Regions from separate parts of the Homo sapiens genome. Here region 2 is linked to region 1. A link is a loop called in an ENCODE intact Hi-C map of the cell type or tissue named here. Cell type or tissue: GM12878. All regions are shown on one strand.

Region 1 (4,000 bases):
ATTGAGAACTCTAACAGTCCTATTTGAAAAATACAAAGATCTGGAAACTAGTATTTGCTTTGGATACAAGAAAAACATGTAGAGTAACACTGTTTCAGCAAGATTATCTCCAAGTGACAGTATCAAATATGGAAGGACTGAGAAAGTTATATTTTCAACTTTTCTGAAAAGGAAAGCCTCATAAAAAGAAGAAAGGCGCACATTGTTGCCATTTCCATGTATGTTTCTTCACCTCAAATAACCTACTGTTACTGTTTATACTTAAACTGAAAGGCCCATCTATTATGCCCAAGTCTGAAGCTTAACCTCCTCTATACTTCATGCAGACAAAACTTCTGCTGATCTCATTTGGCTCCCTAGACAATATACAACCATCCAGGAGTCATCCACAATTCCAAACAAAGGATTATTTGCTCAGGAGCAAACCAAGGGGCCATAATTCCACATCTACAAGGGGCTTATGGGGAGTAATTTAGGTGTAATGGGGAATAGAAATTAGCCGGGTGTGATGGCATGTGCCTGTAGTTCCAGCTATTGGGGAGGCTGAGGCAGGATAATCGCTTGAACCCAGGAGGTGGAGGTTGCAGTGAGCCGAGATTGCACCACTGCACTCCAGCTTGGGCAACAGAGTGAGACTCCGTCTCAAAAAAAAGAAAAAAGAAAGAAAAAAGAAAAAGAAAGAAATGTGCTCTTAAAACATTTTTGCTTGGAATATACAATTAAAGAACATTTAGATACTATGAAGTCCCTCAAACGTTTTAAAGTCTAAATATAAAAATGTTCTCATAAGTCTAACCACTAGTAGCAAAAGAGGCAATTCCAACATATTGTATATATTGATATTTTAAAAATATTATATTACTTAAAGAATGTAAATAATATGGTGATTTAACACTACCATCATTCATTTTTCTAAATGTCAATAAGTTGCTCTTTAATAGTCCCTTTTGCTCCTTGAATTCATGTTTCCTTTTCACTCCCTCACAGAATTGTACGTTAATATATTTTTGTGCTTACACCCTCACATTGATCACCTTCATCATATTTCTTTGCAATAAAACTATGTATATAAATTGAAATTATGTAAATAGGTTTTTCTCTATGATCTCAATGGTCTAAGTGTTTCATTAAAAATCATCTGGTTATTATATGTATTAGCCATAAATCATTGCAAATATCATAAAGTATTGTACATTTACAGTATTATAAGATTGGAGATGGGAGAGAGGTAGTAGACCTTTCGAAGTTTAGTGGGACAAGGGCAATTGTGAAAGGGAAGACAATAAAGAAGTACAATGGCTCTTGACCATGGGGAAATTCTCAGGCAGTTCAATTTTTGAAATAATAAACATGAAAGTTAAAGTTATATGTGTCCAAGTGCTCCCCTGGGAATAATTCTTGTAACCCAAGAATGTGCATATTTTGTTTTGAAGATCTTTGGACTGGCTGAATTTACTTAAGGCTCTATTTGAATAGTAAGAACACTCCTTTTAAATTGTTAGTCCCAGTGGAAAAATTAAAAATTGTAAAAGATGCCTTATTGAACACTTATGAGAATCTGTTTGAAAACATTATTATTTTTATTTGGACTTGCTGGGGAGAGAGCTGGTAGTAAAGAGGAACTGAAACTATCTTCCTGCCACATCTATTCCTCATAGCCACCGCTTGTCATTACTTTCATTTGTACTGCAGAAGCAATTGGTTCTTTCAACCTTCTGGGGGCCCTAAATTGCTCAATGATTAGTCTTCTCTTAGGAAAGTTGTATTCTCTTTCATCTTTGTTTGCAACTGGACTCAATCCATATCTGTTTTGAAAACTTTACTGAAAGAAGTAAAGAAGCAGCCAATACATTCCAACATCTTGAATTTTTTTTAACCTTTTCTTTTAAAGCTATGGCTTCCAAGAGCATTTGGTCTGCTTTCCAAGTTATTGTGGATGACAGCTTTCCAAATATTTTTCCACAGTATAATAAATGTGGACAGCCTTCCAGATGATATTAACTGTGTTCTTGTACCCACTGCCTGGCCACTCAGTCAGTGCCCATTTTTAGGTTACCAAAACCTGTCATTTTTAGGATACAGGTTCACTTGCTATAATAAAACCCCAAAATAACAGTGGTTTAAGCAAAATAGTTTATTTTCATGTAACAATCCAAGTTTAAGCAAAACTTGGCTGGAAGAGCAGCTCCTTGATATTGGGGCCCAGGCTTCTGTCATCTTGTTGTTCTACTGTCCTAAGTAGTTGCCCATGTCAAAAAATGTTCAACACCACATCCACATCCCAGGTAACAGGAAAGAGAAAAGATAAATTGAAGGACATATCTCTCCCTTTTAAAGACATGACCAGGGCCAGGTGTGGTGGCTCACGCCTATAATGCTAGCACTTTGGGAAGCTGAGGTGGGTGGATCACCTGGGGTCAGGAGTTCAAGACAGCCTGGCCAACATGGTGAAACCCCATCTCTACTAAAAATTACAAATATTAGCCAGGCATGGTGGCAAGCACCTGTAATCCCAGCTACTCAGGAGGCTGAGGCAGGAGAATCGCTTGAACCTGGAGGGTGGGGGCTGCAGCAAGCCGAGATGGCACCATTGCACTCTAGCCTAGGAGACAGAGCAAGATTCCATCTCAAAACAAACAAAAAAACAAACAAAAAATGACCAGAAGTTGCATACATTACTTATGTTCATATCCATTCGCAAATGTTTGATCATATAGCCACACCTACCTGCAAGGAAGGCTGAGAAATGTCATTTGGTAGGTGGCCATGTGTCCCAGCTAAAAATTTGACTGACTACATACATGGAAAGGGAGAGGGATTGTATATTGTGGGACAAATAGCTGACTCTATTTGCTACAATGTCTGTCAGACAAAGGTCTAATATCCAGATTCTACAAGGAACTTAAGCAAATTTACAAGAAGAAAACAAGCAACCCCATTGAAAAATAGGCAAATGATATGAACAGACAATTTTCAAAAGAAGACATACATGTGGCCAAGAAACATGTGAAAAAAAGCTCAACATTCCTTATTATTAGAGAAATGCAAATCGAAACCACAATGAGATACCATCTCACACAAGCCAGAATGGCAATTATTAAAAAGTCAAGAAACAACAAATGCTCGAAAAATGCGAGCTTGTGGAAGATTAGGAACGTTTTTACACTGTTGGTGGGAACGTAAATTAGTTCAACCATTGTGAAAGACAGTGTGGCAATTCCTCAAAGATTTAGAACTGGAAATACCATTTGACCCAGCAATCTCATTACTGAGTATATACCCAAAGGAATACAAATCACTCTATTTTAAAGATATATGCACACGTATGTTCCCTGCAGCACTATTCACAATAGCAAAGATGGGGAATCAACCCAAATGCCCATCAATGGTAGACTGGATAAAGAAAATGTGGCACATATACACCATGGAATACTATGCAGCCATAAAAAGGAATGAGATCATGTCCTTTGCAGGGACACAGATGAAGCTGGAAATGATCATCCTCATCAAACTAACACAAGAACAGAAAACCAAACACCGCTTGTTCTCACTTACAAGTGGGAGCTTAACAATGAGAACACATGCACACAGGGAGGGGAACAACACACACGGGGGCTAGTTGGGGGAGGGTGGGGAAGGGGAAGGAGAGCATAAGGAAAAAGAGCTAATCCATGCTGGGCTTAATACCTAGGTGATGGGTTGGTTGATAGGTGCAGCAAACCACCATGGCACACATTTACCTATGTAACAAACCTTCATACCCTGCACGTGTACCCCAGAACTTAAAAATAAAATAAAAAATGCCTGCCAGAAATATTGTATGTTTTACCTATATAATGCCCAAAAAATCATTTGGACTCCTCTAAGTTACTGCAATCACAATAGCTGTCACTTCTTAGGGGCTTGTGATATTATCTGTTCAGTGATATTTCTTTCTGACAAGGCTGAGAATTACTCCTCAAATAATAATTCAGTATAGCGTGAGGTGGTTATATATCAT
Region 2 (4,000 bases), 180 kb before region 1:
CAAACCCATATGCCTCACCTTAACCACCAGAACTACTGCCTTGTCTAAATTCCCCATAGTTACAGCATACTGATAACTCTTCCTCCAAGGGCATTCATTTGACACACTCATTCAGGAAATACAGATCCTCACAAAGAGGTTCACAAAAAGGGGATGGATCATTGACCCATACATAACCTTATACAAGCTCATGGCACCTTGGTTTAATTCCTGAAAATTATTTGGTAAACTACCCCCTCCTTGACACTGTCAGGGCCACTCCATCCTTGACACTGGCAAAAAAAACATTATTGGCCCTCTCAGTACCTACAACACTAAAACAAGCTGAACACCTTTTAGGTCTTTTGGATTTTGAAGGTAATATATTCCTCATTTTAAAATTTAAGCCCATTTACACGATTTCTCACAAACTGACCCACCTTAAATGGGGCTTCCACAACAAAAGGCTCCTTTCTCTGTTTAAGTACAATAGCACTGCCCTTAGTGTTCCCCCACAGACTCCTTCACTGCAGAGGCCTTTGCAAACTCCTCTCATACCTGTTAGAGTTTATGGACCACATATGACATGATGGCCAAAAGTTGCCCATGGGCTTTTGATATTAAAAATTGCTCTCCTCAGCTACATGCTAAATACCACTGGAGGGGAAGTCACTTGCCACATACTAGGTCATCCTAGGCCCAGAGCCTATGATCCTCCATATCCAGATGGCCATTATGCCTTGGAATATGAAAGTAGCAACCTGCAGATTCATCTAGGCCCAGAGCCTATGACCCTCCATATCCAGATGGCCATTATGCCTTGGAATATGAAAGTAGCAACCTGCAGATTCATCTAGGCCCAGAGCCTATGACCCTCCATATCCAGATGGCCATTATGCCTTGGAATATGAAAGTAGCAATCTGCAGGTTCATCGTGGCCACCAAGGCCTCCTTACTAAAATAGTAATAGCACTTGTAGGATAAAACCAAACCTTGATACAGCTTAGACTACATCTTCTGGCATATCCCACCTGCAGGATACAGTGGCTTCTTTTGTCTTCGATCTTTGTCAAACTCCATAGTTCTGGAGGAGGTCACTCCTCCTCTCACGGAGTGTTTGGCTACCTATGGGTCCCCTTGAGAACAACTGAGTGAACAGCAAAAGGAGTTTGTATATTTCATGGATAGCAGCACCACCAATACATGATGGATGCTCACTGTAGAGCTGCTGCTTCAACCAGGATGTCCCAAGTCAAGGACAGGCAAAATTGTCCAAGAGTGAGCAAAACTGGCCAAACTTCATGCAGTCATCTAAGCACTGAATGCCCTGGCCACATTTTTTCAGGCTCTCAAGCCAACACCAATGGTCTGTCCAACTAGTCCATCAATGATTCCTTATTCAAAGATGCCTCCATTAGGGTAAAGAACCCTGGGAATCTCTTGCCTTAAAGGTCTTACATGTCTCTGCACATACTAAAGCCATGACATAAGTCCTCATTATAACACTCTTTATCCCCTTTGGAGTTTGAAACATTACTTGAAGTGACCAAGGCGTTTAATTTTAGGTTCCTTATTTTTTTTAAAAGGTATTTAAGAAGTTTTCACCTCCATTAGTGCCCTCAGGCTACAGGCCTTATAGAAAGCCATAATGACTGATTTACATAAGATCAAATTCAGTTTAATGAAGCATGGCCCATTTTCTTTCATCAGTCAACATCAGGAGTGAGTTATAATTAAGAGCCTGACTCTATTTCTAATGTTTGTCTGCTGATGACTTTCAAGTGTCACCATTTGCCCTTCTCCTGTCCCACATGTGAGCACACTAATAAGAAAGCTCGAGTATTCCTTCCTTTGGCCCCAGCAGGAAGTTCAGACCACATAAGCCTGCTCCAGTGAGATGTCACTTTACCCCAGCCCCCACCGCCCCCATCACAATAAAAACCAAGCCAGTCTCCTTTCCCCTGCTTTCACAAACTATTTTCAGACCTGCCTGAGAGCCTGCCTTACTCTTCTTAGAAAGCTTCAATGTGTCAGTAATAAACCACAACAGTTTCAATATTATATTCCGATTCTCTACTGAGCTTGGAGTCTTACCTAAAACTTCTACCTCAAAAGCAATAATTAAAATGAAAGAGTCCTTAATTTCCACACTAGGCAGTGAGAAGTAGCTTTCAAAATACAAATGTACAAATGGCAAAAGATAAGGATAAAAGAACGATTTATAAAGTTAAATATTCCTTCTGGCTCTGGTAGTTAGGGTACCAGAGACCAGATTTAACTCCCCAGTTGGAACAACTAAAAACCTGTACAAAATATATGAAACATACTCAGATACTGTACATCAGGCAACACAGGACAGTGATAACTGAGAGAGGACAAACTGTGTGGTAAGCATTTTGATTGTCCCAGCTTACTGCTTGTGTAGGGAGAGAGCACCCAGGTATAGCCCGTAATCTCTCTAAGTTAAGGAGACAGGACTGAGAGGCAGGGAAGGCCAAGGCATCTAGAGTTTATATGGAAAAGTACTAAAAAATAGAGAACTACAGAAAGATCTGCAAAAGGTGCCTCTTGAGTATTCATTTGAGTATTGATTTGTGCATGTTTGGAAGTACATAATACCTGAGGTTGGCCAAAACAAAAGCAAAACCAAAAATACCATATAAAAGGCTGGGCACAGTGGCTCATGCCTGTAATCCCAGCACTTTGGGAGGTCGAGGCAGGCGGATCACTTGAGGTCAGGAGTTTGAGACCAGCCTAGCCAACATGGTGAAACCCCATCTCTACTAAAAATACAAAAATTAGCCGGGCATGGTGGTAGGTGTCTGTAATCCCAGCTACTTGGGTGGCTGAGGCAGGAGAATCACTTGAACCCAGGAGGCAGAGGCTGCAGCGAGCCGAGATCACACCACTGCACTCCAGCCTGGATGACAGAGACTCTGTCTCAAAAAAAAAAAAAAAAAAAAAGAAAGAAAGAAAGAAAGAAAAGAATAGAATAGAAAAAACAGAAAAAAACTAAAAGAATTGAGAGAACAATCTCCAAAACTCATATAAGGCTAGAAATAACTCATGTTTCTGTAAGACACAATGAAAAATCTTGTAATTCATAGGGCATCAGCTGGAATATTCAGAAGAGTATTACTGCAGTAGTGGAGAAAATTAGCCCTAGACTAAAGGTTGCTCTGATTCATCCTAACAAGCTTAAAAGCAACCTCAAAAGGACAAATATAATATGTGTAAGACCTGTACACTGAAAACTTCAAAACATTGTTGTAAAAAAATTAAAGACCTAAAGAAATGGAGGTATATACCATATTCTTGGATCAGAAGACTGAATATTGTTTAGATATAATTTCCCCCAAAATTGATCTATAGATTAAATGTCATCCCAAACACAATCTTACTGGCTTTTTTGTAGAAATGCAAAAGACATAAGATCACCAAAACAACTTTCATTTAAAAAAAAGGATAAAGTTAAAGATTTGCAATCTTGATTTCAAGATTTATTATAAAGTTAAAATCATTCACACAGTATGGTATTTGTGTTAAGGCAGACAATGAGATCAATAAAATGAAATAAAGAATCAAGAGATATATCATACATATATGGTCTATTAGTTTTCAAAAAAGGTGCTGAGGCAATTCAATGGGGCAAGGATAATCTCTTTAACAAATGGTGTTGTAGCAACTGGATAGCCATGTGATTAAGAAATGACAACCACCCCCTTACAACCTATACAAATGTTAACTTGAAACGGGTCGTGGACCTTAAATTAATAGCTAAAATTTCTAGAACACTTAGGAGAAAATCTTCATTCCCTTGGTTTTTGCAAAGATTTCTTAAATATAAAAAGACATGAACTATAAAATTATATTTTATTTCATCAAATTTTAATACTCTTTAACATTGAGAGGAAACATTTGAAAAACATTTCTGAAAAAGGCCTTTGATCTATATAAACAATATATATAAACAATTTTTACAACTCAATAAGATAAACAACCCAGTTTTTAAAATAGGAAA

Evidence for each region. Peaks named below come from ENCODE experiments on the same cell type or tissue, not always from the same donor. Only the 100,000 strongest peaks of a DNase experiment are listed, where the experiment ranks them.
Region 2: a loop joins it to region 1, with 2.1 times the contacts of the local background. A loop is called at or near these places in 5 of 110 quality-filtered maps.

What each region holds. Positions count from the first base shown.
Region 1 is chr12:79,994,994-79,998,993 of GRCh38, reverse strand. No RefSeq gene overlaps it. Among named protein-coding and RNA genes, the nearest start is that of PPP1R12A-AS1, 62 kb to the right of the region's middle. In GM12878, no CTCF peak of the experiment used is centred here; a DNase peak (open chromatin) is centred at 1,653.
Region 2 is chr12:80,177,005-80,181,004 of GRCh38, reverse strand. All of the region lies in intron 1 of OTOGL (otogelin like), which reads right to left. Among named protein-coding and RNA genes, the nearest start is that of OTOGL, 79 kb to the right of the region's middle. RefSeq lists a silencer at 1,887-1,946. In GM12878, no CTCF peak of the experiment used is centred here; a DNase peak (open chromatin) is centred at 1,964; H3K4me3 peaks cover 404 bases.